2 separate regions of the Homo sapiens genome follow, and region 2 is linked to region 1. A link is an interaction called in ENCODE POLR2A ChIA-PET data of the cell type or tissue named here. Cell type or tissue: PC-9. All regions are shown on one strand. Links, peaks and the distances in the headings refer to the core of each region. The heading gives the core; the rest is flanking DNA. Region 1 overlaps FAM177B (family with sequence similarity 177 member B). Region 2 overlaps TLR5 (toll like receptor 5).

What was found. Peaks named below come from ENCODE experiments on the same cell type or tissue, not always from the same donor. Only the 100,000 strongest peaks of a DNase experiment are listed, where the experiment ranks them.
Region 2: POLR2A ChIA-PET joins it to region 1 with 10 read pairs; 2 of 35 experiments call an interaction of 5 or more read pairs at or near these places.

What each region holds. Positions count from the first base shown.
Region 1 is chr1:222,741,964-222,758,454 of GRCh38, forward strand. FAM177B (family with sequence similarity 177 member B) reads left to right here. Exons shown (of 6, transcript NM_001394345.1): 3 at 4,568-4,756; 4 at 5,052-5,118; 5 at 7,502-7,599; 6 at 7,958-9,041. The coding sequence starts at 4,583. The coding sequence ends at 8,095. LOC105372984 (a long non-coding RNA gene) reads right to left here. Exons shown (of 4, transcript XR_922641.3): 4 at 9,219-9,375. Among named protein-coding and RNA genes, the nearest start is that of FAM177B, 13 kb to the left of the region's middle. In PC-9, for the core only: no CTCF peak of the experiment used is centred there; no DNase peak of the experiment used is centred there; H3K27me3 peaks cover 2,359 bases.
Region 2 is chr1:223,101,414-223,117,904 of GRCh38, forward strand. It overlaps TLR5 (toll like receptor 5), which reads right to left. Exons shown (of 6, transcript NM_003268.6): 6 at 7,991-11,622. The coding sequence starts at 11,618. The coding sequence ends at 9,042. It overlaps LOC107985323 (a long non-coding RNA gene), which reads right to left and starts at 1,868. Exons shown (of 3, transcript XR_001738491.2): 1 at 1,710-1,868. RefSeq lists an enhancer at 15,110-15,611. In PC-9, for the core only: no CTCF peak of the experiment used is centred there; a DNase peak (open chromatin) is centred at 8,508; H3K27ac peaks cover 1,087 bases.

The DNA.
Region 1 (16,491 bases), core at 20-8,019:
TTCTTTCTTTCTTTTCTTCTTTCATAGAGACAAGGTCTCACAGTGTTCCCCAGGCTGGTTTAAAACTCATGGCCTCAAGTCAGCCTCTCACCTCAACCTCTGTAACTGCTAGGATTATAGGTGTGAGCCACAGCGCCCGGCCTGTATTCACTTCTGAAACTACTATTAGACGTACTGAACTTTCTCATCTATCCTTTATATCACCTAACTTTTCTTTCATATTAAATATATATCTCTTTTTTTCTCACCCCACACTCCAACATAAATTATACTGTATTGTCTGTTGCTTGAACTATTTCGTAATAATTAAACTTTGATGTTGAGAAATTACAACTTTATTGTACACTTCATTGCAACTTGAAATTCATGGTCTTAAAGTGAGATTTGAATTTCTATTGACCGCCTTTTAAAAAGTAATACCAAACCATAAAGTTAAAATTGATGTACATTGAGTCATATCTAAAACCACACATAAACATAAATTGTATTTCCTATTTTAATTTCAGGGGAACTACTGTTTGGGAAAGCTATTATTAGGTAAATGTTTTAAAAATTACTGTTTCTCATTTTCAGTCATAACCTAATGATCCCAGCAAGATAATGTCCTGTCTTCTAAGATGTGCATCAAGCCTGGTACATACTGAAAATCCTATAAGGTCCTGGATAATTTTTGTTTGATTATTCATTGAAGAAACATTTATTTTCCAATTGTGTGAAGTTTTTGACTGTTAATAAAAGAATCTGTCAACCATCAAAAGAAAAAAAATTATACTATATTGTGAGAGCTTTTCTCAGATTTCTTCGTATGCTTAATCAATATCCAACCTACGACTATGCGACGATATTTTTTTTTTCTGCAATTTGTTCTTTTCCAAGTCAGTCTTCTTTCGGGATATTGTATTTTGCTTCTTTTATCTTTTTGAATATATTAGTTTGGGGCAAAAGTAATTGCGGTTTTTCCATGACTTTTAATGGCAAAAAATGGAATTCCTTTTGCACCAACCTAATGTTAAGCACACTAATTTTAATGTTTCCTGTTGTCCTATCATTCCTAATTCTCAGGTGAGGACTCTCCCAGTTTTCTCATCAGCTGAACCTTCCTCCAGATGCCTAATTTCTTCATGTAGTTTGTAAGTTTTTACAATAAGCACATCCTCAGCAGGCATTTGTTGGCTTTGTTTTTGTTTTTGTTTTTGTTTTTTGAGACAGTGTCTCACTCTGCCGCCCAGGCTGGAGTGCAATGGCATGATCTCGGCTCACTGCAACCTCCACCTCCTGGGATCAAACAATTCTAGTGCCTCAGCTTCCCAAGTAGCTGGGATTATAGGCTCTTGCCACCATGCCTGGCTAATTTTTGTGTTTTGTTTTTTTTTTTGTGGAGACAGGGTTTCACCATGTTGGCCAGGCTGGTCTGGAACTCCTGACCTCATGCGATCCACCCGCCTTGCCCTCCCAAAGTTCTGGGATTACAGGCGTGAGCCACCACACCCGGCCATGAATTGTTTTTAGTGGAGATTCAGTATACCCTGTCTTGTTGAATTATTCCTCCAAGGTGACTTTGTACTTGGCGTCTGACAGAGTTCAGTGGATTACACTGCCTTTATTTCACTCAGCTTCATCTTAGGTTTTCACAGCATATGAGGACTATGAATTTGGGCCACACACCAGCATGTGGTACTGGCGGGGGTTTCCAATATTTTTTAGGTGACTATTTCTACCCTTGTTGCTAGGAGATAGCAAATTACTTTGCTACTTTTGCAAGCTGGGGGTAGATTTTCCTGTCCATATTTTATAGATAAGATAGTATTTTATTACCTTAGTTTTATGCAGGTGGCTTCATTTCAGCTCTCCACACTCATGGGATCTGAGATTTGGACTCTCTTCTCTCTATTGGTAATAAAACTCCAGCTCCAAGGCCTATATCTGGTTCTGAACCCCCCAGCAACCATCTCGGCTTCAGCTCATACTTATAGTTTTGTTCTTTCTCTTATTCTGACATCTAGGCTGGCTGACTTGCTTTCAACCCCCTGCCCCTCTCTCTCTCATCTCTATCCCTAGGTCTCTCTCTTTTTTCTGCTTCCTTAGTGTACTTATGATTTAATGTTTTCATTTAATTTCATCCAGCATTTCTGTGTGTCTGGAATAGGAAGAATTATTCTACATCATTCAGCCATATTGGTTGATATAATTTTAAAGTATCTTAAATCTTAATTAAAACAATATGAGGCCAGGCATGGTGGCTCACGCCTGTAATCCCAGCACTTTGGGAGGCCGAGGCGGGTGGATCACCTGAGATCAGGAGTTCGAGATCAGCCTGGCCAACATGGTGAAACCCCGTCTCTAGTAAAAATACAAAAAGTTAGCCGGGGGTGGTGGTGGGTGCCTGTAGTCCCAGCTATTCAGGAGGCTGAGGCAGGAGAATCGCTTGAATCTGGGAGACAGAGGTTGCAGTGAGCCGAGATTGTGCCATTGCACTTCAGCCTGGGCAACAAGAGTGAAACTCCATCTCAAAAAAAAAAAAAAAAAGGCAAAAATACATGTGTACGTATCCTTACAACATTGGAATACTGCCTGACATATACACTGCTAAGTAAATTATAGGTACTTAATAATAGCCAGCTTTTATTAAACACCATTTGCTAAGAATTGTTCTAACTTCTTTATGTGTCTTTACTCATTTACTCTTCATTACAATTTTATAAGGTTGGCACTATATCATTTCATACTATTATTTTATAAATGAGAAAACCAAGACACTGGGATATTAAATAATAGGATTTTAAATCCAGGAAGTCTATCTCCAAAGCTTTCCAGCTTTATTAAGATATACCTTAAATACAATAAAATGAACTAATTTTAAGTGTAGAATTTGATTCATTTTGACAAATTATACAGTCAAGTAACCGACATTATGATCATGATATCTATTAGAACACTTCCGTCACCCCAAAAAGCTCCCTTTGTCACTTTATAGTTAATCTTAACCCCTACCCACTCTCCTCTAGCAAACAGTGATCTGTTTTCTACTATAATTTTGCCTTTTCTAAATTTCTACATAAATGGAATTATATACGATGCAGTGTCTGGCTTCTTTTGCTTAGCATAATACATTTGAGAGTCACAGTGTTACAAATATTCATTGTTTATTACTTTTAATTGCTGAGGAGTATTCTATTAAATATATGGACCACATTTTGTTTATCCATCGTCAGTGGATGGACATTGAGTTGACTCCAGTTTGGAGTGTTCACAAATAAAACTGCTACGAATATTCCCATACAAATCTTTAGGGAGACATACGCTTTCATTTCTCTTGGATAAACATCTAGGTGTGAAATTACAAGATTTTATGTTTAACTTTTAAGAGACCAGGCATAGTGGCTCACATCTGTAATCTCAGCACTTTGGGAGGCCAAGGTGGGAGGATCTTTTGAGCTCAGGAGTTCAAGACCAGCCTAGGTAACATAGTGAGACCCCATCTCTATAAAAAAAAATTTTTTTTAATTAGCCAGGCTTGGTGGCACGCACCTGTGGTGCCAGCTACTCAGGTGGTTGAGGCGGGAAGATTGCTTAAGCCTGGGAGGTAAGGGCTGCAGTGAGCCATGATTGCACCACTGCACTCCAGCCTGGGTGACAGAGAAAGACTCTGTCTCTGCAGCCCCCCAAAAAAATTTTAGGCTGCGCACAGTGGCTCATGCCTATAATCCCAGCACTTTGGAAGGCCAAGGTGGGTGGATTACTCGACATCAGGAGTTTGAGACCAGCCTGACCAACATGGTGAAACCCTGTCTCTACTAAAAATACAAAAAATTATCCAGGCGGTGCCTGTAATCCCAGCTACTCAGGAGGCAGAGGCAAGAGAATCACTTGAACCCAGGAGGCAGAGGTTGCGGTGAGCCGAGATCACGCCATTGCACTCCAGCCTGGGCAACAAGAGCAAAAAAGTCTGTTTCAAAAAAAAGAAAGAAAATTAGCCATTACAGTGGGTATGTTATGATATCTCATTATGATTTTAATTTGCATTTCCCAAATGACTAATGACATTCGTCATCTGTATATCTTTGGTAAAATCTCTACTCAAATATTTTGCCCATATTTTAATTGAGTTATTTGCCTTTTACCTGTTGAATTGTAATCGCTCTTTACATGTTCTGAAAATAAGTCCTTTACCAAATATATACTTTGCACATGTTTTCTCCTGTCTGTGTGAAGTCTGTACTCTTAACCATTTCCTTCATTGCTTCTCAATATTTATTGAAATAATTGAGAAACGTCTGCAGGATAGTGACCCCTTCCTACTAGCAATTGTGTGTTTTAACGTTAACAAAAGGTAAGAAAACCCTGTTGACACTTTTGTTTGAAGACTGTAAGTTCACGTTTTCGCTATTTATCAAATCTCTTCCATTTTGGTACAGAATAGAACAGTCCTTTTTTGGATTTGAGGAATCGATGAGGTCACAGGTGTGATTACCTCTGAGTTCTCTGTCTTTACTATCCATTGAAAATAACTAGATAACTCTCAGCTCTGGGTAACTTGCCCTAAGGTGCCCTGTTTTTAATTTTCTAGTTGTTTTGTTTCATTATGGAGATTGACGGTTTCCAGCAGTTAGACCTAGAGAAGAGTGTACCTTCCAAAAAGACTACTCCTAAAAGGATTATCCATTTTGTTGACGGAGACATCATGGAAGAATATAGCACAGAGGAGGAGGAGGAAGAGGAAAAGGAGGAGCAGAGCACAAATTCAACACTTGACCCTGTAAGCTTAGTATATCAATATTAGGGAACATGGTGGGGGAGGCGGTGAATGAACAAGAGATTGAGCCAGACAAGGTTTATAGAAAGAATAGCTTTAAGCTAAGTCCTTGGTCTCCTTTTTTGCTTTCTAAATCCATGCATAGGCAACTTACAATTTTAATCATCTTGGTCTCTTCATCTGTGAGAGAGAAAATGGAACATATTATATAGAGCATTTTGAAATCTCTACATTAAAACAAATCTGCAGTCACCATTCCTCTTATTAACTACTCTATCTCAATTTCTCCTTTTTTCAGTCTAAACTTTCCTGGGGGCCCTACCTACGATTTTGGGCAGGACGAATAGCAAGCACCTCATTTTCTAGTAAGTACTGCTAAGGTTATTTTTTTCTATCCTAAACAAATATATATATCGATAGGCCCTCAGAGTATGTGGGACTTCCAATTGTGTAAGCCACTCCATCGCATCCTGAATAAGTGAGATCTGGGCTAAGCTTTCATTCCCAAAGGCACAGAACTTCGCATCCTCAGGCAGACCCTTCATCTTTTACCAACTCTCATCAGGAAATTCTTATCTCGGCCCAAATTTTATCTACTTCTAAAGTTCCTACTTATCTTTCTTAACCATACAAAACTGCTATAGATGCCTCTTTCATAGGACAGAGGGCAATATTTGAGGGCAATAATCAGTCCTCCCTGAGTTGACTCTTCTTCTGAATAAACTTCCAAGTTAAAAAAACAATGATTGTTGTATGACACAGTTCTAAGTTTCTAACTTCCCTCATCATAACTGCTTTATTATAAACATGAACTTTATCGATCCCTCCTGGGGGCATAATGAATGGGCTAAGTGAATACTTATAACAACTAAAATACTAAATCTTATTTTGCTTGACTTTCATCAATTTTTTTAAGACATAGTTGACAACATCTAATTACTCATTTCCTTCTAACTTGCACATCTTGTGAATATGATAGGAAGGCAAACTAAGAGTCTGAGAAAATAGAAATTGTATTAATAGCTCTTAGAAATTGATCTTCATTCATTCATTTAAAAAACATTAGTAAGTGTCTACTATATGCTCAGCACTGTGCTGGACCCTGGGACACAAAGATGAATGACAAGTCTCTGCTTTCAAGGGACTCAATATTCAGTGAGTCATATAGACCAGCAAACATGCTCGTAATTATAATTTGTTGTCACAGTTGCCAGGGTAGAAAGTGTATAGGGGCTCTGACCTGGAAGACTCGGGCATGCTGACATGTGGGGGAGACCCCTTAAGAGAGCTATGAAAGTGTGGCTGGCTAAGGCTAGCTTGAGGACCATGAAAGTGACCAGGGAATCTTTAGATTACAGTAAAAAGTAAAGATGGGGTGATTTAGGCAGATGGTATGAACCTTCAAGAAATAAGTGCTTTTACACAAGTGCAGAGGGTTAGTGATTTGGAAGTTACGTTGAAAATCCCGTGAATACCAACCCTACCCTGACCACAATAAGTTAACAGAAAAAAAAATGCTGTCTTCCAGAAAGCTCTCTACACTTCGGTTAAGGCAAAAGGGTTTGAAAAGATATGTTTTAGAGGGAGGGAATTGGAGAAGATTAGGTCAGGTAAAAGAAGCAAAACTCAATATGGGATTGAGAGTATGGAGAAGAAGAATGATTTGCATGTTGGGTTTTGATTTGAGATTGCAGGGATAGGATGTATGGTGAGCCTAGCTTCCTTGTGAGTGCCAAACAGAACTGCAGTGGTAAAATGCTCCTGACTGGGGCTTCAAGATTGTAGTGGAGGCATAAAGATGCTAGCAGTCAGTGCTGTGGTCTGTCTACACAGAGATTTTGTTTGAATGGAGTTGGAACTCAGACGACACAGGTAATTAATTTTTTCAATTTAAAATTCTAGTAGGTCATAAACAGGAAAGCTTCCTAAGATTTATTTTAATATTTTTTTAAAAAGTTATCTTCTACACATGTACTAGGCAGTGCAGCAAATAAACAGGACAAAGAGATAGCATATTAATGAAAAGATAAGACATATTTAAAAACAGCATCATTTTGATGCCCTATATGAGCAATATCCCAAGAGGTAGAATGAGTCAGAGGAATCAGAAAGTCCTATAATTCAGGGGTAAGAGAAGGCTGTCGGAAATCCTCTAATTGTAAAGGAAAACTTTTCTAGGAGACTTCTTTAGGAAACCACTCATTATTCATGCTATGCCTTTATCCCTGACTCTAACAATCCCAGTGCTGAGCCTGCAGGCCACCTTGCTACTGAAGGCAGAAAAGGAAGGCCTTAAACAACTTCTGAGAAGTCTGTCTGGATGCATGGAAGAATTCCTGATGTGGGTCTTGGTAACACTGGATTGAGTTTGGGTTTAATTTGAAATATACTTGGAGCAGATGTTTAGCCGGTATGCATGGGGATAATGAACAATACCTGTTCTGATTGCTCAGGACCCATGCTATACCTGTTGTTAAAGTATATTGAAAATCTCTCCTGATATATACATCTGGAAAAAATAGTTTATATATAATCCCATATAAAGATAGAAGATTTGACAAATTTCCTTTGAATCCTAGAATTTTTGAGAGGCCAAGGCAATTGAAATGTTTTGTCAGCCTTGAAGTTAAGTATAGTAATAGACCACTATTACTATACTATCAGAATAGTTTAAACTCTGGGCATCTCAACTGATGCGAAGCTTTAGTTAGTAATTCAGTTTACGCAAGTGCTCGTTCTTTCTTTTAGCATGTGAATTCCTTGGTGGAAGATTTGCTGTCTTCTTTGGTCTTACTCAACCCAAATATCAGTATGTGTTAAACGAGTTCTATAGGATACAAAACAAGGTATGTGACACTCTGATGGAAACAAGGGGCCTGAGATGGGAATATTGGTTGCTCCAAATTTAGGCCAGTATAGAGAAGTATTTTTCCCACCTGGTCATATGTACTATAATTTCACCAAGCTCCCATAGTCAGACTGACTTATTTTTCTAGTTCTGTTCACCCAGGGACACTTCTTCACATTTGCCTCACTCCTGCGAAGTTAGGATGTCATGAGCTGTGTTGTAGAAGAAGGTAGTTGGGTGAGAAGGCTCAGATTGCTTAAAGTAGAAGCTTCTTACATGGGCATTATATACAAGAGGGGGAGTTCAGAGGTCTTTGTTTGTACAGTTAAACATTTCCTTATTTCTCTCCAAAACAGAAAAGTGACAACAAAAGTGAAAGGAGAGGATCAAAGGCCCAGGCAGCTGAGGTTCCTAATGAAAAGTGTCACTTGGAGGCTGGGGTCCAAGAGTATGGAACCATACAACAGGATGTGACAGAGGCCATTCCTCAGTGAAGCACCTCATCCAGGGAGGGTCTGGTGGCAGATCCTAGCTCATGATGGCAGCAAAGACTGCAGTTTCCCTGGATCTGTTCCTTGGCCATTGATTACCATGGCAACAACACCAGAGGTAGCACTTCTGAGCCAGATCTGATCCTAATCTCTGTGTGACTTAGTCTCAAGCATCCAGGAATTACAAGCAATAATGAGAGTAATTTTGGACACTTTCTCAGAATAATTTCTATATTCAAGCCACCCCACCTCAACTCCACCCCTGTGATACAAGTCCCATGAGTACTGACATTTGCACAGTAGCATAAATGCCTTAAGGAACTTTGGGACTGGGAGTTTTTGGCTGAAATCCTCTGTCATGGGACGAGGGTACAGTAAAGAAGCTCTATTCCTCAGAAGAAAATTTGGGCACCGCAAAGTCTAAATAAATCCCCTTTCAGGATTTGATATAGTGTGTACTTCCAACAACCATCCTGGCGTAGTTGGGGATTGTTTTACAATAAGTAAACATTGCTAATAACTGTGTTACAAGATCATTATCAAGATCTTTAAGAATTAGGTACATCCCTCCAAATTAAAACAATTGATAAATAATATAAGCTCTAGAAAAAAATATTAATGGATTATTTTCTTATTTATTTGTCAAGAAATTTTCAAAACCTGGAAAGATCGAACATGGAAATCATTGTTAGATAACACAGGGTGTGCTGGCCAAAGTAACTGTGATACATTAATAGCAAAAAACAAACCAAAAAAAAAAAAAATGAAAAACACAGGGCCTGCAGTAGTAAGACATGAGTTCCAGTTTCACTTCTCCCATTTACTAGTTGTGTGATTTGAGATGTCTAGATTTCTGAGCTCCAGTCTACTTTGTAAAATATGGGTGACTTGACTTTGCTTGTTATTGTTATACAGAATTATGAGAAATAATAATTTATTGTTGTTTTAAGCTTTGGAGTGGTTTGTTATGCAGCCATATATAACTGAAATTATAGCTCTAAGAGAAGAGGAAGTTGGAATTAATTTAATATGAAATCAAAGACAGAAGTAGGCCTGGAGCATAAGGAGTTGTGAGTTGAATATAGTAGGATAGGATAGATTATGCTGCACAGACACCTCCAAAATCTCAGTGTCCTAAAACAAGAAAGTTTATTTCTTTCTCTTGAGAAGTCCACTGTCAGTTTAGGTGGCTTCCCAGACAGGTGTTCTCCGTGTGATAGCTCAGTGTTGCATGCTTCTTTGATCTTATGTTTTCTCCATACTGTGATGTGCTCTCGGGGTTGCTGGAAAAGGAACAGCATGGAGAGTTAAGCAGTGGCAATCAATATCTCCACTAAAAATGAATCATGTCACCTCTGTGTATGTTTCGTTCACCAAAGAAAATCACATGGCTATAATTAATTTTATGGGTGTCTGAGCCTCCTAAGATAGCTGAGAAAAGGAAACACTTTCTTCTAATGGCATAGGAGATAAATGGTAGGCTCAAGGATCAATATGATATTGATTTAATCTCAGCTCTCCTGCCTCTTTGTAACCCAGTAGCTCTGTGCAAATTACTCAACTTCTCAATGTTCTCATCTATAAAACAGGTTTGAGACAGGAAGCAAATATAATTTGAACCAGCTTTATGCAACAAAAAAGAATTTTGTGGAAAGTACACTGAGTTATCAAATGGACACCAAAGGGAGATTAGTCTCAATAGGATCTAAACAGTGTGACAAGCAAGCACCCAACAGGTACTGTCTGTCCATCTCTCATCTTTCTTGCCCATGAGGAAGATGCCCACTCTATAGCTCTTGATAATTCTTCTGTTCAAGTGACTGATATACTAGTCTTTCGTCCCCATTTCAAAGCATAGTGTGGATAGAATCTGTTTTGCTCCTTTTTGTCAAGTATCACTCTCTAATTCAATTAATTGTGGCCAGGGAGATGGAGCCTTGTAGTAGCAACATGGTTATGGGACCTATTTCTGGGTTAAGATGGTTCTCAGGAAAAGGAAATTGCAGTGAGCTAGGTAGGTATCCCATGACTGTTTCATGTTAAAATTGAGGAAAAGCACGTAAAGCTGTGGCTCTAATAAGGTGCTTAAGTCATAGTATCAATTACAATTATTAATATTTATGATGGTTAATTCTATGTGTCAACTTGACTGGGCCACAGGATGCCCAAATTAAACATTACTTCTGGGTGTATCTGTGAGGATATTTCTGGATGACATTAGCATTTGAATTGTTGGACTCAGTAAATGGATTGCCTTCCCAATGTGGATGAGCACCATCCAATCCACTGAGGGCTTGAATGAAACAAAAGGCCAAGGAGGGAAGAATTTGCTCCTTTTTTCTGCCTTATTGCTTGAGCTTGGATATCTCATCTCATTTCATCTTCTCCTGCCCATGGACTGGGATTTACTACCTTGGCTTCTCTCATTCTTAGGTCTTTGAACTCAAACTGATTTACATCACTGGCTTTCCTGGGTCTCCAGTTGGTGAATGGCAGATTGTGGGACTTCTCAACCACCATAATCACAATAAATTCAGTTCCTCATAATAAATCTCATTGTATCTATCTATCCAATTATCTGTCTATCTACCTATGTCTCTATAAATCTATGCTATTGGTTCTGCTTCACTGGAGAACCCTGACTATTATAATATTGAATGAGAATCCCGGTTTCATGGATTCTGAACGGCTTGTCCCCACTGAAGAGTCAGTCTTAGGTCTTCATCTGACATGTTCTGTTAGTCCAGTTTCAAGGTGAAGTAAATCTGAAGGTTTTATCATATTGCAGAAGTGACCAGGTCTATCAGTTAAGCATTGGTTACTTCAGTCTTAGGTGTCTGATCATACTAACAATCTATACCTGATTTACTTACTATTTTGCTTCAGAATAGCCCTAGGAATGGACTGTTTTTGACTTTTCCATTTTCTAAAAAATTATTCACCTCTTGAATATCCACTTATTGATGATTCTAAGGAACTAGGTGGGCTTTTCCCTTTCAGACACCCCTCTCTCTCACAAGAGAAAGAGGGCTGCTCTCCTTTCTCTTTCTTTTGCCCATTAAACCTCTGCTCCTAAACTCAAAAAAAAAAAAAAAAAAAAAAGAACTAGGCAAAACAAAGTGTGATATTTGAATTGAAGAAGTGGATTTTTATCTAGCAAATGTTATACTCTCAATTTAATTTTCTTTTTCACTAAAAGAAAAGATTCTCTTATGGTCAGTGACCATATGCAAATCAATTGAATCTTGAGCAAAATATAATAAAGAAGACAAATGGAACCCAATACCCAGATCTTATCAGGCTATTCCTGCAGGATAAGTCCACAGTTTCTTTAATATTAAAATTAATTCATTTATTTAATATTAATTGGACATCTACTATGTGCCAGTTTGTTTGTTTGTTTGTTTGTTTGTTTTAGGTACTATTAACAAAGAAGACAGAAATCTCTACTTTCCTGTTAGCCTTGAATTCCCAATAGCTAAATGATTAGGACATTCAGTCTTTGTATGGTCAGCCTCTCAGATGGTCCTCAACGATCTCCACCTCCTGCTATTCATACCTTGTGTAGTTCCTTCTCACACTGTACCAGGGTGATTTATGTAACCAAGAGAATATGGCAGAATTAATGATATGCCACTCCAGAGATTGTTATAAAAGATACTTTGGCTTCTGTCTTGATCTTTCTCACTACTTTTCTCTTGGATCATTCATTCTGAAGGAAGCCATCTGCCATGTTATGAGGACACTCAGCCAGTGCAGCAGACTGAATATGTTCCCCCACAAATTCATATGTTGAAACCCTAATCCCATTGTGATGATTTTGGAGGTGGGGCTTTTGGGAGGTAATTAGGTCATGAAGGTGCAGCCCCCATGAATGAGATTAGTACCCTCTCAGAATGGCCTGGTGCAGTGGCTCATGCCTGTAATCTCAGCACTTTGGGAGGGCGAGGTGGGCAGATCATGAGGTCAGGAGATTGAGACCATCCTGGCTAATACGGTGAAACCCCGTCTCTACTAAAAATACAAAAAATTAGCTGGGCATGGTGGCGGGTGCCTGTAGTCCCAGCTACTCGGGAGGCTGAGGCAGGAGAATGGCGTGAACCCAGGAGGCTGAGCTTGCAGTAAGCCAAGATCACACCACTGCACTCCAGCCTGGGCGACAGAGCAAGACTGTCTCAAAAAAAAAAAAAAAAAAAAAAAAAGAAATGGCCAGAGAGCTAACTGGCTCTCTTTCAGCATGTAAGGATACGATGAGAAGTCAGCAGTCTGCATCCCAGAAGTGTGCCCTCACCAGAACCTGACGATGCTGACGTCCTCATCTCAGATTTCCAGTCTCCAGAGCCGTGACAAATAAATTTCTGTTGTTTACAAACTACCTAGTCTACAGTATTCTGTTATGGCAGCCTGAACTGATTAAGACTTGGAGAGCTCATTGTGCTAAGAAACTTTCATCTCCAGCGAACAACCTTTGAGGAACTTGAGGCCTGCCTACAACCACGTGAGTGTGCTTGGAAGACCGCCTTCCTCCAGCCTGCAGAGGATTGCAGCTCCAGGCAACAGCTTGCGTGCAACCTCATGAGAGATGCCGAGCCAGAACCTCCCAGCTAAGCCACTCCTGGATTCCTGACTCATTGAGAATATGAGATAAATGTTTATTGTTTTAAGCTACTAAATGTTATGGTAATTTCTTATAGTGGAATGGATAACTACTTCATTTTTTATTCCTAAATATTCCTAAGGACTTCTGAGGATAAACTCATCCAAGAACTATAATGCACCCAGAAGGAGTACAGGAATTTTACCTTACTCCCTCAAGGCTAGATGGAACTCACTGAGCTGTATCAGATAAGCTTCCTGCCTTACTGCGCTGTGTGGGGGCCTAACTAGGCAACCATTGCCTGCAAGTTGAATCTGGCTGTTTTATTTGCCATCACTGCCAATTCCCATATTTGCCACCTGCTGAGTCACCCAAAGGGATTTTCATTGTACCAGGAAAAACACTTCTACGAAATATTAGTCATGAGCATCCCAAAGTGAAAAAGTTTAGGTACCCAGAAAGTACAGCTTTTTAGCGATAAAATATTTTACTCAGATATCCATAACCATTTTCCTCAAAGCACAATCATAATGTCAAGTTGACTCAGTAGGAAGGTATATAGTTCATTCTCGCACTGCTATTAAGAAATACCTGAGATTGGGTAATTTATAAAGAAAAGAGGTTTAATTGGCTCATGGTTCCATAGGCTGTACAGAAAGCATGGCAGCATCTGCTTGGCGTCAATCATGGTGGAAGGCAAAAGGGAAGCTGGCACTTCACATGGCAGGAGCAGGAGGAAGAGAGAGGGGGAAGGTGCTACACACTTTTAAACAACCAGATCCCATAAGAACTCTGTCATGAAAACAGCACTACCGGGATGGTGCTAAACCACCAGAAACCTCCTGCATGATCCAATCACCTCCCACCAGGCCACATCTCCAACATTGGGGATTACAACTGAACATGAGATTTGGGTGCGGACAACCATACCAGAAGGGGTTCCACCATTGGCCATACTCTATAATCAGAACCAATGCTCTTCACCTACAATCCGGACACTGGTATAGCACTTGTCAGGGGTCCAGACTCTCCCTCTTTTATAGTAGGTTTCCTCTTGAGCCTTTATTATCTTTCCATGCTGTCTGGCCTTGGTCAGTGTCATCCCAGCCCATCTTAACTCATTTTTCTCTCCTTGAACCTGAGAGAAGATGTTGCAGTCCTAGTCCTTTTCCTCCCAGGAGGCATTTCTGCCCTTTGCAAATTCATGGATGCTAAACAAAATGTGGAGAAAACATATTGCCCTGCTCTATCTGGCAGCTTCCAAGATTCAATGATATATTGGGAAAGGAGTAACTCACTTCCCCTTCCAGCAACATGTAAGCCCTAGACTCCTGCCAGGCCAAAAATATCCCCGATTAAACAAATTATGTAGCAGAAAGTCTTTGAATTAATAAACCAAATTTGAATAATTATCTGGTTCTTGATGTTTTTAGTTATTTATTATGACCATACTTCATTGTGCGTAATGCAGGTAAATGAAAGTTAATTTTATTATTTCTCTTTCTAATGATGGATTCATATAAACCTTTACCTTCAGAGTGGAAATTCAGGGAGTCTCAAGTGATCAAAGAAGCTCTTTAGCAAATGCACACAGACAATCTTACCCCCCTTTATCTTCATACATACAAAATTCAAATGTCTTTCCCTGACTGGGCAGTCCTGCCAAGAATTGTTTGGGTCTTTTTCATCTTTGTTGGTGAGGTGGTCCTTCAATTATCTGTAAATGTTTCTATCCTCTGCCAAATTACACCACTTCCAAATGCAAGATATAATTATTTCCTCTACCTACAGCAAAATGAAGCCAAGTACACCTTGAATCATTTTCATTCTCAGGTATCTTATATAGGTTTGCCAAGAGCCGGGAAACACAATGGTCAGCTTTTTAGGCAAAAGTGTTGAAAGCTCTTTAGGGAAAATCTTCTCTGTAAGTTTTCATTTAAGTTGGGAACCAGAGGGGAGTGTCATGGTTCTATCAATCTGAGTTTAATTTGGGTGGGAAGTATTTTTACTGGGAAAAAGAAAATGAAGGGCCCCCAACAAATTACTCAAAAGGAAGTGGATATTATTTTCCTGGAACATTTACTTAATCTGTCATCTTCAAGCCTGCCCTCAGGCTTGACTGGCTGTATAAATCAGGACAAAGTGGCAGAAACAAAATTCTCTTCAGAATTGAGTGAATTTCTGTAGAAAACGTGTCCCAAGGTAAGCATTTTATGATGGTCTTTGGTGTCTTGGGGAAAAAATTTGTTTCAGTGACAGAGCAAGATGACCCCAAGAGTAAGATGACCCCAAGAGCAAGACAGCTCCCAAGAATGTGGTGATGGTGGGAAAACCTACTTCTTTCTCTTCAAATTGTAAGAAGGTAGTTCTTGAAACTTTGTATATAAAATTATTAATGCCAATTTTAAGGAACTGATCAAAATATCAACTTTTGCCTCATTGGCTGATGTGATGGCTAGTTTCATATGTCAACTTGGCTAGGCTCTAGTATCCAGTTACTTAATGAAATATTAAGCTAGGTGTTGCTATAGAGGTATTTCATAGTTAACATCTACAATCAGTTGACTTTAAGTAAAGGAGACGATGCTAGATAATATGGGTGGGGCCCCATCCAGGTAGTTGAAGTCCTTTAAGAGCAAAACCCTGAAGAGAAAGAAATTCTGCCTCAAGACTATATCATCAGCCGGGCATGATAGTTCATGCCTGTAATCTCAGTACTTTGGGAAGTCAAGGCAGGAGGATTGGTTGAGCCCAGGAGTTCGAGACTAGCCTGTGCAACACAGCAAGACCCCATCTCTACAGTCAGAAATTAGCCTGGCGTGGTAGCATGAATCTGTTAGTCCCAGCTACTCGGGAGGCTGAGGCGGGAGGATTATTGGAGCCCAAGAGATTCAGGCTGCAGTGAACCATGGTGGTGCCACTGCGTTTCAGCCAGGGTGATAGAACAAAACCCTGTCTCAACAAAAACAAAAACAAACCAAAAAGAACCCCTACAGCTTCAAGTTTTACATGAGTTTCCAGCCCGCTGGCGTGCCCTACAGATTTCAGACTTGCCAGCCCCCATAAGGATGTAAGCCAATCCCTTGAAATAAATCTCCTTGATTCTGTTTCTCTAGAGAACTCTGACTGATAAAGCTGTTACCCAACATGCATTTAGGAAGTTACGACTACCATATTTAGTTAACTATCACGTGGGCCAGTTGGCCAATATTACCATCATGCGGTGTGCAGGACAGCTGTCTTCTCTGCTTCATCTTAGTTCACACAGTCCAGATTTAAACATGCTTACACTCTCACATTCTTGCACAAAAACCTTTCAAATGACGTTTAACATCTTAATATTTACAAAGAAGTACCTGGGCCTGTGTTCACTCTTTCTACAGATTAATGGCAATCACGTAGAACTGCGTAACTGAGAACTAAAACCTTTCCATCCAGCTGGCTGTGGGACAGCGAGTGGATAAAAGACAGGCCCAGCAGTTCCCACAAGAGGCAGAACGTGAATGCCTGGAATCTGAGAAGGGAACTTGGAGATTAAAGGAAAAGCATAGTGAGTATTCAAGAGCCAGGAAGCCTAGATTTTAACTCCAGGGTCTCTAGTCATTAGCTGGGGGGCCATACTCAGGCCAAGTTTCAGACTTGTCCTCAAAATGAGGATAATAAAAGCCAGCATCCCTACAAAAGGTGAGAATTAATTGAGATCCTGTATGTGAAAGCATTAATCAAAGCTCTATACCAATGGCACATCAGTGTTACCTTATCTCCTTTGGTCTCTTCAACCCCTATCAATAATATCCAGAAA
Region 2 (16,491 bases), core at 4,934-12,933, 360 kb after region 1:
ATTTCCATGTGTTGTGGGAGGGACCTAGTGAAAGGTAATTGAATCGTAGGGTCACGTCTTTCCTGTGCTGTTCTCATGATAGCAAATGAGTCTCATGAGATCTGATGGTGTAGTAAGGGGGAGTTTCCCTGCACAAGCTCTCTTCTCTTGTCTGCCGCCATGTGAGACATGCCTTTCACCTTCCACCATGATTGTGAGGCCTCCCCAGCCACATGGAACTGTAAGTCCAACAAACCTCTTTCTTTTTTTTTTTTTTTTGAGATGAAGTCTTGCTCTGTTGCCCAGGCTGCAGTGCAGATTGTGCAGTGGCACAATCTCAGCTCACTGCAACCTCCGCCTCCTGGGTTCAAGTGATCCTCCTGCCTCAGCCCCCCTAGTAGATGGGATTACAGGCACATGCCACCATGCCTGGCTAATTTTTGTATTTTTAGTAGAGACGGGGTTTCGCCATGTTGGCCAGGCTGGTCTCAAACTCTTGACCTCAGGTGATCCACACACCTCAGCCTCCCAAAATGCTGGGACTACAGGTGTGAACCACCGTGCCTGGCCTATAAACCTCTTTCTTTTGTAAATCGCCCAGTCTCAGGTATGCCTTTATCAACAGCATGAAAACAGACTAATACAACAGGAAAACATACACCTACCTTATGACCTGGCAATTTTACTCCTACATATTTATCCAAGAGAAAGGAAAACATGTCCACAAAAAGATTTGTAAATGAATGGACATAGTAACTTTATTTCTAATAGCTAAAAACTGGAAACAACCCAGGTGTCCCTCAACAGGAGACTGGATAAATTGTAATATATCCACACTGCAATAAAAAGGAAAACTCACTGATATTATAATATCCTGGAAGCATCTCAAAAAATTATGTTACGTAAAGGAAGACAGATGCAAAATGTTGATTGAATGATTCCATTGATGTGAAGTTCTAGAGCAGCCAAAATCAATCTATGTTGATAGATTACAACAGTGGTTGTCTGAGTTGGGGCAGGGGTAAGGATTGGCAGGAAAGCGAAAGAGGCAACTTTCTGGAGTAAAGGAAACATTCTATATGCTGATGGAGGTAATGGTTACATGGGTGTAGACATTGAAATTTACACTTAGAATGTATCCATTTTATTGTATGTTTAAGAAAAACCCAGTTTACTGATTTTCTTCTCAGATTTCCAGACGTATTGCCTTGACCTCCAAAGAGATTAGATTCACCCCAGGGACAAGGAACTGTGTCCAGACCAGGGGAACTAGAAGCAGACCTGTGGACCCCAGAGAACCTAGATGGTCAACTTTTCTACAACATAGTTTCTCTCTCTGCACTACCAGGTGTTAATGTGCATTTATTTTGTGCTAGGAACTGTGCTAATTAGTTCTATATTCTATATACATTTTAATGCTGGGGGAAAACAACAACAACAACAAACCAAACCCTGAAGCTCCAAGGGGTGAAACAACACACAGCTAAAACTGCAACTCCGCATTCTTATTCCAAGCCCAGAAGAAGCCAGCTGGGGAACTCCCCACCCGAGGCTCACATTGGGGTTGTCCCTTGCCAGCCAGGAACTCCCCACACCAGCTTCTCCTCCTTTGTTTCACACCTAAGCCTGAGTGTCTTCCTTAAATCACCAGTGGTGATCCCTAGTTCCCACTCCAAAAAGCTTCTTTTCTTTTCACAGGGACCAGTGCACGGAAACCACTGGCTACTTACTTTTGCAAATCCCTCCAGGCTTGGCACAACCTGCAGGCTTGGAAGACTCTGGCGCTATAATACAGCTGCAGCTGGGGAAGCGGTGGGAGCTCATTAATGGCCAAGGTCACTGGAAAAACCATGAAGGTGACCTCAAGCGTTAGGCCTCTAGGGCTACTCGAAAGGCAGATGCAGGCCAGCGCAGCAGAAAAATGCCCCAGCCTCCACTCAGCCAAAGCACCTGCTTCCTGAAGGGTGGCTGGGGCCCAGTGAGACATGATGTCATTGATTTTTATCACAACCTTCCTGGGGAGGAGACAGGAAAACAGGGGCCTGAGGTGAATAGCCTGAGCTGGGAAAAGAAACACAATTTCCAGCGCGTTGGATCAGGTCCCTGAGTTTCAGGAATAAAGCCACCTTGTCAGACTCTCCTGGACTGTGGTGTCTGAGAGGACCATGGAAGCCTTAGTGAGTTCTTTCCATGGAATTTTCTGTGAAATAAAAATATTTAATTTCTTAAAAGGTCTATCTAAATGGAAGTTATTGTGGCCATGAAGAAATCAAATATTTAATTGCTAAGTAAAAGAGATTAAAAGTGCCTTTAATCTTAAGAAAAATAAAATTGGGTAAAACATTATACATAAAATATATGATCTATACATTATATATGTGTGTGTATATATCATGTGTATGTATATTCACCTGTTGAAATAATTTTTTTTGTTGGTGGCTTAATTTTAGAATTTTGGCTAATTATTTCTAGATTGTCTTCTGCCAAGGGCAGGAGTTACTATCTCAATTTTATCTAAGTACATATTTATTTTTGTTTTTGTCTGTTTTAAGTATTATTACTGAAATGCATGCACAGAGTTAAACTTTAAATAATATCACATACTCATAATAAAAGCTTGCAGTTCCCTGACTCCTCCAATCTCCCTAAGCCCTCCAGGATAATCACTTGTGTTTTTCCTTTGGTGGGAGCAGAGCATGGAAACACATTTAGATCAGAGGCAATCCCTGACAAAAATAAGGTATCCTGGGAAGAATGTCCCATAAGCTCTACATGAATTAGTCTGCTACATGTTTCTATTCCTTTAACCAACAAATCTGTCTAATTCATATCCCAACACTCTGGGAGGCCGAGGTGGGTGGATCACCTGAGGTCAGGAGTTCAAGACCAGCTTGGCCAACATGGTGAAACCCTGTCTGTACTAAAAATACAAAAATTATCTGAGCCTGGTTGCATGCACCTGTAATCCTAGCTACTTGGGAGGCTGAGGCAGGAGAATTTCTCCAACCCGGGAGGCAGAGGTTGCAGTGAGCCAAGATCACGCCACTGCACTCCAGCCTGGGTGACAGAGTGAGACTCCATCTCAAAAAATTGTTTTTTAAATGGAAAACTAGTATCTCACAGAAAAGTGAACAAATTCATCAGTGCCGATAAGATGTATTATCAAAAGTGTTGCTGTCACCCAGGTCAGGCCATAAAACATACACAGCATCCTGGAAGCCCCCTCCAGCGCTACTCACTCCTCCCCAGAGGTGGCTACTGTCCTCATTATCACCACAGATGAGTTCTGCCTTGTTAAAATTTCTCAAATTGCAACCACTTGGTATTTCATCATTATGCCTTGCTTCTTTGACTTAACATTTTTTTCAAGATTCACTTATGTTGTTACCTGTAGCTATAATTGGCTAATTGTCATTTCTGTAGGGCTTTCAATTACCACAATTTATTGATCCATTTTGTGGTTGATGGACATGTGGGTCGTTTCCAATGTTGGCTACTACAAATAATGCTGCTACCAACGTTTTTCTATGTGTGTTTTCACGCATAAGTGCATGGATTTCTAGTGTGTATATACTTATGAGTAGAATTTCAGCATCACAGGGCATGTGTGGTTCAACTTTAGTAGACGACTAACTGTTCTTTAAGGTAGCAGTCTCTGGCTGGGCACAGTGGCTCACGCCTGTAATCCCAGCACTTTGGGAGCCCAGGCAGGCAGATTGCTTGAGGTCAGGAGTTCAAGACCAGTCTGGCCAACATGCTGAAACCCCATCTCTACTAAAAAGACAAAAAAATTAGCTGAGTGTGGTGGCACGCACCTGTAATCCCAGCTAGTTGGGAGGCTGAGGCAGGAGAATTGCTTAAACCTGGGAGGTGGAGGTTACAGTGAGCTGAGATTGTGCTGCTGCACTCCAGCCTGGGCAACAGAGTTAGACTTCATCTAAAAAATAAAACAAAATAAAAAATAAAAGTAGCAGTCTTCAACTTTTTGGCACCAGGGACCAGTTTCATGGAAGACAATTTTTCCACCGACTGGCGGGGGATAGGGGTGGGGTGATTTCAGAATGATTCGAGCCCATTACATTTATTGTGCACTTTATTTCTATTATTATTACATTGTAATATATAATGAAATAATTATACAGCTCACCACAATGTAGAATCAGTGGGATCCCTGAGCTTGTTTTCCTGCAACTAGATGGTCCCATCTGGGGGTGATGGAAGACAATGATGGATCATCAGGCATTAGATTCTCATAAGGGTCAAACAACCTAGATCCCTCGTACACGAAGTTCAAGCTCCTATGAGAATCTAATGCCGCAGCTGATCTGATAGGAGGTGGAGCTCAGGCAGTAATGCAAGCGATGAGGAGTGGCTGCAAACACAGATGAAGTTTAGCTTGCTAGCCTGCCGCTCACCTCCTGCTATGTGACCCGCTTCCTAACAGACCAGTATGGGTCCATGGCCTGGGGGTTGGGGAACCCTGCTTTATAGTATGCCAATTTACATTCTCACCAATCACGCAGGAAAGTTTCAATTGCTCCCCAGCCTTGCCAATACTTGGTACTGTCAGTCATCTTAATTTTAGCCATTCTGGTGGGTGGGTAGTGGGATTGCAATGTTGTATCAATTTGCGTGTCTCTGATCACTAAAGGAGGTTGAGTATCTTTTCGTTTCCTTATTGGACATTGGATAGCCTTTTGTGAAATTCTTAAGTGTCATGTCCATTTTTCTTTTCTGTAGTCTTTTTCTTATTGATTTGTAGAAGTTCTTTTAGATTTTGCCTGTGAGTCCTTTTTGGATACGTGTATTACAAATATCTCCCTCCATGCTAAAGTTTCCCTTTTCATTCACTGATAGTCTTTTTTTGGTAATAGATGGTCTTAATTGCATTGTAGTCAGCTTTCTCGATTTCCTTCTTCTCTTGCCTCTTGGCCCTATTTACTACCTTGCAACTTTCCCGTGTCTTTAAATAGATTCTAAAAAAATAGTTTCTCCAGCTTTTCTAGATGCTCCCAATGGAAGAACTGGGCAGAACTTCCTCAGGCAATCATCATTAATTTGTATGGTTCTTTCTTCTGGCATTTTCATACTTCTAAATATATATATTTGGAACACTATTTCTTGATTTAATATTGTAGACTTTTTTGTAATCAATTTTACATTGTGGTACATGAGCATTTAACTATCTTAAACTTTTACTCCACAGTCTCTTGTCCTCTTAACGTGGTTCTTTCATGATTTAAAACTTCAAACCGCATTTGCTTTACATAATATCAAGACTCTCTAAAACATTCTTCACTGCAAGTGCACGTGGTTGGCAAGGGATTTTCAGAGTCAGTTGTATTTGGCATGAGTGGGATTCTCTTTGAAGTTTTCAGCAGCTCTAGTCAATATTCTAGATCTTTCCAGAATAGTTGCAGTTTCAACTACAGAAAGCTCTAGCCATTCTGAGATTGAACTGTGGTAGTTTCTCACCATTTTGGAGTGACCCCAGAGGTCTGTGCTATGTGGAATTTATCTATTTCCTGAGGCCTGGCTTTGAATCACTGCGCCATGGAAGACAGGGCAGTCACTTAGCAACCAGTGTCTCAGCAGACTCCCCAGGGCCCACTTCCCAATGTGGCTCCGTTGGGCCTTCCTTTTGCCATGTACACAGCAAGTCTTGTGACGTGATAAAGACTTGGGAAAATGGCCTCAAAAAGAATTCCAACTGCTGGGCCTGACCATGGGAAAGAAGACAAAAGAATTTTAGTAAGTTTTGGATCTTTGCCAGAAAAGGGAAGTTTTGAAATAGAGTGGTATGTTGAAACTAACAGTGGCTAGGATGTAGACATGAACAGGTCCCCCATACACTCTATACAGAGACCACAAAAGATGCCTTTTAAATGTGTTTCATTAGGAAAATTACCTGTAATTCGTGTTTTTAAATAAGAAGATTAGAAAAGGCTGTGGGATAGACTCCTTTCCTATGTTGAGAGTTATCTGTGTTTCAGCTTGTTCTTCCTGTAAAGACACCTGCACTTGTCATTTTACATGTCCCAGGTTTGGTTTGGAAAACAGAGTCATAGCGATGGTCACCCAAACCAAGGGAGGTCCCTGGTGTAGCACTACCTCCAACCCCTAGCCGGACTAGGAAACCCCTTTCCCTAGGAGTCCTGTTCATACAAGGTGTTCTGACCAGGAGATTTCTTCAGTGTCCTGGGTGCCCCTCCCACCCCCTAGAGCTGGGGGAAAACCATGGCTGAGCAGCAGGTGGGACAGGAGGGCATGAAACCGAGCAGAGTGGTCTTTCCACAGTCTTCCTGATTTGCGGTTATACCTGTTACTGACACAGTATACTTTTGTTTTGTCTCCTTCCTTCTTTTTTTTTTTTTTTGAGTTAGGATCTCGCTCTGTCACCCAGGAGTGCAGTAGTGCCATCTTGGCTCACTGCAATCTCCGCCTCTTGGGTTCGAGGAATTCTCCTGCCTCAGCCTCCCTAGTAGCTGGGATTACAGGTGTGCACCACCACACCCAGCTAATTTTTGTATTTTTAGTAGAAACGGGGTTTCACCATGTTGGGCAGGCTGGTCTCAAACTCCTGACCTCAAGTGATTGGCCCACCTTAGCCTCCCAAAGTGCTGGGATTACAGGCATGAGCCACCAGTGCCTGGCCCTGTTTTACTGTATTTCTTAGCACAGGGTTCCAGGAGACCTTATTCACTGCAAATTCATGTGGGTTCTGTTTTCCTCCCCACCCCCTCAGCTCTCCATTCTAGCCCCGTTCCTAGCTGCTAATCCAGGCTGCCACTGTCCCACTACCCAGGAGGCCTGTGCCATGCCTGGCCATTTGAAATAGTGTTCAGGGGTGTCTGACAGCCTGTGGTCTCCTGCCCTTTTCAGCTTACCACTCAGCACCTCCATGGATATCTTGCTCTCTCAGGCCCTCATCCTCCCTGCCCCTCCAGTGGAAAGTCTAATAACAGCAGGTGTTGCCATGAGGGAGGCTGGGCTTCCCAGTATACTTCACTCATCCACAAGACATTTACTAAGCACATACTGTGGGCCAGGCACAAACTGGGCCTGCGATACACAGATGAACAAGACAAGATCCTGACTGCAGTGTCTCACAAACTAAGCCGTCCATACACATACATAAACACACTGGCGCAACACAATGTCATGTATCAGTGACAGAAAATCTGTCACTGGGGTCATGAGGGATGGGCAGTCTTGCTAAACAAGGAAATTCATCAGGCAGACGAGTGGTAGGATGGGGAGAAGAAATTCCATGGGGAGGAAGAAGCATGGGCAGATGTGTAAGTGGGAAACCCTTGAATGGTCCCCAAACCATAAGTGATCTGCTACAGCCAGTGAGGGCAGGACACAGAAGACAAGGTCTTTCCTCAGGGAACTTATCTTCCAGAGAGGCGGGCAGCCGGGCAGGCTCAGAAAAAAGGATAGAGGAAGTAGTAGTAAGTGCTACTTTTAAAAGACCAGATAAAGTGTCAAGAGTTTTCACAAAAGGGAGAGAGGACTTTGGGTTAGGGATCCCAGGGAGCTTCATGGGCTGGATTTTGAAGAAAACGAAGAAAACGTAGGATGGATGTGCAGAGATGGGAGAAGAATCCAGAGGAAAGAGGTACAGTGGGGACTGCATGGTGTGCGTGAAAATAATGCCATCGCTGGGTGCAGGGAAAGCTCGGTCTCATTGATTAGAAGTGGCCAAAAGAAGTTGGGATGAGAATAGCGTGTATGTGTGTGTGTGTGTGTGTGTGCGCGCGTGTGTGTGTTGGAGGAGTCAGGATTGAGGGGCCCAGTGAGGGGAAGAAGGTGACAGTTTGGAGAGCTGAGTCCCAGACCCATGTGTACCCCTCAAACTGCAGGAGCTGACCTGGAGTTACGCTGGACTTGGAGGAGGCAGTGTGTGAAGCTATGGGGTAATTTTGGCACAGTTTCCTTGTTTTAAGTATTCTTAATCCTTTTGCAAAAACACATTTCTATATTAATAAACATGAAAAAAAGAACAGAATGGAAAATACACATAGATTTCATTTAAGATAAAAAAATACAACTTCAGTGAAATTGCAACTGCCCCCCAGGAGGCCTTCAGTGTATGTGTTCTCTTGTGGTCATTAGGGCAACGAAGGAAAAGATCTGAGAAGCCCTGACATCCTTGGCCAATTTAATTTTCACAGGAATTCTATGACATAGATGCTGTTACGTGAGAAAATGTAGGTCCAGCAAGGGCATACCAAGGCCAAGGTTACATGGCTAATACACAGCTGACTCAGAACTCAACCCAGGATCTGTGTGCAAAGTCCATGTTCTTCATGCAACAGCCTGAGCAGCTGATCAATGAGGTGTGCTAGGAAACAAAGCTGAAAAGGTAGGTTGGTGATAAATCATGGAAGGTCTTGAAGGCCAGGCTTAAATAAAGGCAGCATGTGAGAGAAAGTTCTTGGCTCACTAGGGCGAGACCTGGAGAAGCCGAAGGTAAGAACATGAAGTGCAGTACAGTCACAAGACAGGTAGTGACTCATTCATCCCAGCTTCTTTGGGGCCACCTCTTATCTATGAGACAAAGTGTGACTTGCACTCAACAGTGGCATTGTTTCTGTGGCAAAAGAAGGAAATGTGCCTCTGCTTCTGTTTGTTTTCTACTTAATGTTGTTTTGCAGAACACAGAGAACGCAGAATCATGGACCATCCCATTTTTTAGCTGAATGCTAGAGAAAGCACGTCAGCCATCTGCAACTTCTCCCAAGGTGCCCTTCCCATGATTAGGATACATTCCATAATCAACACAGCAGGACAGAACGGTATTATTGGATCTGAAAGAAAATCAATGGAGACTGGAAACCTCTAAGGGCAGTTGCAATTTTCTAGATCTATTATTTTCCATTTGGAGGTTAGTGAGACAGAACATGGTGTTGATACGAAAATTGAGAGATTTATGTTGTTTTCATAGTAGCAAAAAGAAAAAAAAAACCTCCAGAGAGGACCCCAAAATGATAACTTGGTGCAAATACAAAGTGAAGAGTTATTTGTGGCTTGAGATAAGTTGGAAATTGCTCCTTTGATTAGGAGATGGTTGCTACAGTTTGCAACGGAATGTTATTGTCTTTCTTCTTTTCTTTTTCTTTCTTTAGTATCTGTTGAGAGAGTTTATGAAGAAACCAGCCAACATCCTGGAGATCCTCAGGCCACCTCAAATACTGCTGTTTCTGTACAAAGCCTCTGATGGATTGATGTTTCATCAACTGGTACTGGGACAAGGACCCAACCACCACCATGATGAGAGCACTGTTAAGGTCAGATAAGCACCTGCCCTGGGCATAACTGAAGGCTTCAAGGCACCAGCCATCTCTAAGGAAGTGTCTGCTCACAAGACAAACGATCTTTCTACTGTTCCAGATGGCATCCTGGATATTGGCAATGCGGTTTTCTCCTGGGACAAAGTCTCTTTCTTCAAAGCACAGGTTGAATCTGTTTTGGTCACTGTATTGAGTGTCCAGGTGTTTGAGCAAAGCATTCTGCACCCATGTGAAGTCTTTGCTGCTGAAGCACAAATAGGCATCATATTTGTACATATCAGGTTCTGTGCCCTGGGGATGGTCCTTGAACACCAGTCTCTGGGCTGTCTTATAACAGATAAAACAGAAGCCCCGGAACTTTGTGACTGTGAGGATGGTCATGAGGAACAGAGTCAGAGTGACAGTGCATACAATGAAAAGGGAGAACTTTAGGGACTTTAAGACTTCCTCTTCATCACAACCTTCCGTGGAAAGAGAGAAGAGGGAAACCCCAGAGAACGAGTCAGGGTACACACAATATATGTCTGCAGGAGGCCCAGCTATAGTGACATTGGTGTGATTAAGCCAATTGATAAAAGTGCTAAGTTCACATTCACAAATGAACTTGTTATGAGTTATATCCAAGACACTAAGTGATACAAATACATCAGGATTAGGAGCTAGGAGCTGGTTCCTGGATATGTCCAGGATCTCTAAATTAGCAGGTAAATCATTGTGAGAAAGAACTGTCAGCCTGTTGGAGTTGAGGCTTAGTCCCCTTAATGCAGTCAGATGGCTAAATACTCCTGGTGGAAGGGAATTAAGATAGTTATGATTCAAATACAGAACTTGAAGATGAGAAAGTCCCTCAAAAACATCCCAACAGAGCTCAGTTTCCCAGGCAAGTTGCAACATATTTTCTCCAAGGAAAAGCTGTTCTAAGCTGGGATTCTCTGAAGGGGTTTGATCTCCACTACAGGAGGAGAAGCGATTTTGATTTAAAATGAGAATCTGGAGATGAGGTACCCGTAGGAGAAAGTAGAGAATATCTAGATTTTCTAGCCTGTTTTCTGATAAGTGGATGAGGTTCGCTGTAAGGTTGATCTTTGGCAAAGTCACTAGTTTATTGCCACTCAAGAAGATATCGGGTATGCTTGGAATAAAATGAATGGTTGTAAGAGCATTGTCTCGGAGATCCAAGGTCTGTAATTTTTCCAGGAATTTGAATGTTTGGTCTTGAATTATTGCAATGTGATTCTTTTGCAAATCAATGTAGGCTACCTTAGGTAGTCCATAGAAATTCGAACTGTAAAGTTCCCCCAGAAGGTTATATGACAAATTGAGAACTTGGAGGTTGTCAAGTCCGTAAAATGCTTCATCTGCAATCTTATTTATCTTGTTGTAGGCAAGGTTCAGAACCTTCAAATCCTTGAGTGTCTCAAAGACTCGTGAGTTCAGGGAGAAGACAAACCCATGTGAAAGATCCAGGTGTCTCACTGAACTTCTGGCCAGGCCAGCAAATGTGTTCTGGTCAGGATCTTTGATGTTATGGAAGCCAAACCCGGCACCCATGATGTGGTGGGCAAGAATCAAAGAGAAGGCCTGGCTTTTGCTGATGGCATTGCTAAAGTTTCCTGTGATGTCCACTGTCCAGCCATTTCCAGAAACATCTAGTATCTCCAGCACCATGTTTCTGAATGGGTTCATACATTTTCCCCAGTCCACTGAGACTCTGCTATACAAGCTATTAGCTGCGAGGCTAAAAAAGGAGAGCGTTTTCCCTTGTAGGGGCTCGAGCTCATGTTCACATACAAGGAATATTTGGTTGGAGGAAAAATCTATGGACTTTAAGGAATTCAACTTCCCAAATGAAGGATGAAGGTAAAGGCTACGAATCTGATTTTTGGATAGATCCAAGCGAGTTAAAGCCTTTAAATTTCTGAAATAACCATCTTTCAATACAGCATCAGAGAGACCACAGAAATACAGTCTAAGTTCAAACAGATGGAACAGTCCCTGAAAAGCATCTGGATGCAAGAAGTATATCTTACTACTTCCCAGGTCCAAGATTCTAAGGTTGGGCAGGTTTCTGAAGGCCTCCTTGTCAATAGTCAAGGGGGTATACTGGCTCCCGAGCTCCAGCAGCTGCAGCTGTTCCAGAAAGGGGAAGGATGAAGCAGTGACTGTCCTGATATAGTTGAAGCTCAGCAGGAGCCTCTCAGTGGTGTTGAGGACCTGGGGGACCTGGGTGAGGTTGCAGAAACGATAAAAGGCTATTCGGCCATCAAAGGAGCAGGAAGGAATTCCAAACACAGGACCGGCCATGAGCACCACTCCTAGGAGAAGGTCCAGGTGGTCTCCCATGATCCTATGGAGAAGAAGGGAGAATGAAAACACAGGCATTTAAGCTCGAGGTATTGCACTGGGGTCTTCAGATCTTGGGGGTATTCTCTATGATGTGCCTGCTCCCTTTGACCCCTTCATTCCTCTGACTCCACAGACGTGGCTGTTGGCAGATACAGACAAAACTATTCTTACTCTATTTCTGTTTTTTTTGAGACAGGGTCTTGCTCTGTTGCCCAGGCTGGAGTGCAGTGGCATGATCACAGCTCACTGCCACCTCCGCCTCCCGGGTTCAAGCCATCCTTCCATCTCAGCCTCCTGATTAGCTGGAACTACAGGCACGTGCCACTGTACCCGGCTAATTTTTGTATTTTTAGTAGAAATGGGGTTTCACCATGTTGCCCAGGCTGGTCTCCAACTTGTGGGCTCAAGTGACCTGCCTGCCTCAACCTCCCAAAGTGTTGGGATTACAGATGTGAGTCACCACACCTGGCCTATTCTTGCTCTCTATCAAACACTTACGTTGAATTTTCTGTATACTAGGCACTATTCTAGGTACTTAAAAAACATTTCACTTAATCTTTTCTTTTAAAAAAATTTTATTTATTATTCTAAATTAAAATAAAAATATAGAGATGGGGGTCTCGCTTTGTTGCCCATGCTGGTCTTCAACTCCTGAGCTCAAGCGATCCTCCTACCTTGGCCTCCCAACATGCTGGGATTACAGGCATGAGCCACTGCACCCTGCCTTCACTTAATCCTTATAATAACTCTATGTTTCTTCATTCATTCGTTTGTTTATTCATTCATGATTTGCTGAGGGGAGGTGGAGAAAACAGCAGGAAGAGACACAATGTTGCTTCACTTCAGCCGGGTACCCCGTTCCTAGCCCACAGAAAGCTCGGCTGATGAGTGGAAAATAAATTCACTGTTTTTCTCCCTTAATTTGTCTAGGCTACTGGCCCATCTCCATTTATCCGACCTTACTCCACACACAGTCCATCCCATCATGCAGAAATTGGGCACTTTCTGGCACCCCACAAAGAGCCAGATGTGATCGGTTTAATAAAAGTGTGATAAGTGCCTAGTGCTCGCCTGGCAGCTGTGTGATTGTGTGAGTGTACGACAATAAACAGAGACTGGCCCACTTGCTTAAGTCCTGTCGGGGAGCTAACCATCTGTCTGGGTTGAGTGTTTTTTTCATGGGTGCAGCAGAAATGGTGCTCAATGAACGTGTCTGGCTTATGTTCCAAGTATTGTGCTGGGTGCTATGAAGAGAAAACACACAAGGACCCCACCTGCAGAGAGCTTGGTGTCTATTATTTGCACAGCACCTCCATCTTTGGTGCCTACTATGCATTCCATTTGCTTTAAATGTAATGAAAGGCCTCTGTTGGAAGGTAAAGGAAGAGTTATATAGCTCAGAGGGCAGGAGAATGAGAGGAAAAATAAATGAAAGAAATAGGAAGAAGGCAATGGTTTATAAAGAGCATGAATCCCATGAGACACCATCACTGGCAAAAGTGTCAACACCAGGAGAGATTAAGCCTGGAGCAGTCACGGTGCTGGAGGTGGGCTAGCTCTGACGAGGTTGTGCTTTGTGCTGGGGCTGATGTATGGTGGGGTTTCCACAGAAACTGGGAGGCTGTGGCACACAAGCTACAGCAAATCAGAAGTAGGCATGGATGCCTGGATTGACTCAAAGTTTCAAACTCAGGCATCTAATAATCGTTAGGAAAAACTTGGTGAGAATGTTTATCACCACTCTGAATTTCTCCCCCATCTCAGTAAATGGCTTCACCATATCCATCCAGAGTCTCAGGGTGACAACACAGCAGAGTCTTTTAAACATCATTCTTTTAAACATCCCCCCAATATCCAATCCCTCAGCAAGTCCTGTTGGTGCCACCTCCCAAGCCTATCCACTGCCCTACTGTAAGCCGCCGCCATCTCTTTGCATGGGCCAGACTGGAGACTCCTCACTGGCTCTCTTATTTCTGGTCTTGCTTTCATTTTCCAGCCAGCAGCCAGCATGTTCTTTCAAAAACATAATCTGGTTTATATCATTCCTCTTTGTACAGGGCCCTTCCCTTCCTTCCTGCTGTACTTGGAATAAAATCCTGTGAGTACTTACATGATTCAGCTCTTGGCTGTCTTGTCAACATTATCTTGAATAGTTTTTCTCCTCAATAACTCATTAAAAAAATTTGCTGAGCACCCATTATGTGTCAGGCACTGTTTTATTTATTATTTATTTGAGACAGGGTCTCACACTGTCACCCAGGCTGGAGTGCAGCGGTGCTATCTCAGCTCACTGCAACCTCCGCCTCCCGGGTTCAAGTGATCCTCCCACCTCAGCCTCCTGAGTAGCTTGGATTAGAAATGTGTGCCAGCACGCCCAGCTAATTTTTGTATTTTTAGTAGAGATGGGGTTTCACCATGTTGGCCCAGGACGGTCTTGAACTCCTGACCTCAAGTGATCCACCGGCCTTGGCCTCTCAAAGTGCTGGGATTACAAACATGAGCCAGCACACCAAGCCTCAGGCATTGTTTTAGGAGCTGGAGATACAGCTGTGAGCAAAATGGACCAAGCCTGCCCTCATGGAGCTTACATTCTGGTGGACGGAAGAGGTGATAACAAAAGGAAGAGGAAATAGGTACTGACAGGCAGAGGTAAATGCAATGGAAGAAAGTAAAGTGGGAAAAAGGAGATGGGGGTGCCATGGCTCGGGTGGTGGCTGCTGTTTATAGAGAGGAGTCAGGAAGGGTGTCTCTGATGTAATGAGATTAGAGCAGGTGTCTAACAGAAGTAAGGAAAGGATGTGGAGAGGCCCAACGTTTGAGGGAAAGGAGCAGCCAGCACCAAGGTCCTAGGGTGGAAGTACCAGCCATCCTGGAATACACACATGGTACGCATTCCAAACTCTTTCCAGCCTCAGGACCTTCGCAAGTGCTGCTTCCTTCATGTGAACCCTCTTCTCTCTGCTCTTACTGTGGCGAGATCTCACATCAGTGTTTCCCCAGCGAGACTTCTCCTGCACACACTATTTGAAATAAATCCCCTGCCGTGTTACTCTTTCAAAAACCATCTTATTTCCATCAAAGCAATGATCACAAGCCCTTACTTGTCTTGTCTATTTGCTTATTTATCATACTGTGTCCGAAATTGGTGGGTTCCTGGTCTCACTGACTTCAAGAGTGAAGTCGTGGACCCTCACGGTGAGTGTTACAGTTCTTAAAGGTGGTGTGTCTGGGATTTGTTCCTTCTGATGTTTGGACGTGTTCGGAGTTTCTTCCTTCTGGGGGGCTCATGGCCTCGCTGGCTTCAGGAGTGAATCTATAGACCTTCACGGTGAGTGTTACAGCTCTTAAGGTGGCGCGTCTGGAGTTGTTCATTCTTCCCATCCGGAGTTGTTCATTCCTCCCTGTGGGTTCATGGTCTTGCTGGCCTCAGGAATTAAGCTGCAGACCTTCACAGTGAGTGTTACAGCTCATAAATGTAGTGCAGACCCAAAGAGCGAGCGGCAGCAAGATTTACTGCAAAGAGCAAAAGAACAAACCTTCCACGGTGTGAAAGACGACCGCAGTGGGCTGCCACTGCTGGCCGCCGCAGCCTGCTTTTATTTCCTTATCTGGCCCCACCGACATCCTGCTTATTGGTCCATTTTACACAGAGCTGATTGGTCTGTTTTACAAAGAGCTGATTGGTCCGTTTTGACAGGGTGCTGATTGGTGCATTTACAATAGATTAGCTAGACACAGAGCACTGATTAGTGCATTTACAAACCTTGAGCTAGACACAGGGTGCTGATTGGTGTATTTACAATCCTCTACCTAGACATAAAAGTTCTCCAAGTCCCCACCTGACTCAGGAGCCCAGCTGGCTTTGCCTAGTGGATCCCGCGTCAGGGCTAGGGGCAGAGCTGCCCGCCAGTCCCACCCCATGCGCCTGTGCTCTTCAGTCCTTGGGTGGTCGATGGGACCGGGCGCCGTGGAGCAGGGGGCGGCGCCCGTTGGGGAGGCTTGGCCGCGTGAGAGCCCACCACAGGGGGACTCGGGTATGGCGGGCTGCAGGTCCCGAGCCCTGCCCTGCAGGCAGGCGGCTGAGGCCCGTCGAGAATTCGAGTGTGGCGCCGGCGGGGCCGGCAGTGCTGGGGGACCCGGGGCCCCCTTCGCAGCTCCTGGCCCGGGTGCTAAGCCCCTCACTGCCCCTGGCTGCTCCGAGTTAGGGCCTGCCAAGCCCACGCCCACCCAGAATTCGCGCTGGCCCGTGAGCACCCCAGCCCTGGTTCCTGCCTGTGCCTCTCCCTCCACACCTCCCAGCAAGCAGAGGGATCCTGCTCCGGCCTCAGCCAGCCCAGAGAGGGCCTCCCACAGTGCACCGGTGGGCTGAAGGGCTCCTCAAGCACGGCCAGAGTGGGCAGTGAGGCTGAGGAGGCACCGAGAGTGAGCGAGGGCTGCCAGCACGCTGTCACCTCTCAATACTTATCATCTCTGTCCCCTGGTAGACTATATTCTCCATACAGCAAACAGAAAGAAGCATGGTGTTCACAAAAAAAAAAAAAAAAAAAAAGAAAAGAAAAGAAAAAAAGGAAAGAGTATGTTGAATGAACAACACTGCCATCAACAGAAAGATAAAGGGATTGGATCTGTTCGAGGACCTTTGCCTCAGTGCATTTTATCTGTAACACTCTAAAAGCCGTGGCTCTTGATGGGGACAGCTGCCTCCTAGGAAACTGTAATTTTGCAGGGATGATTTTTGGTTGTCACAGTGATAGGGGTGGGTATCACCCCTGTAATCAAGATGTCATGATAATGTATGTCAATGAAAAGAGCCAAACTGTAAAATATTTGAAGAGATTTATTCTGAGCTAAATATGAGTGCCACATATGT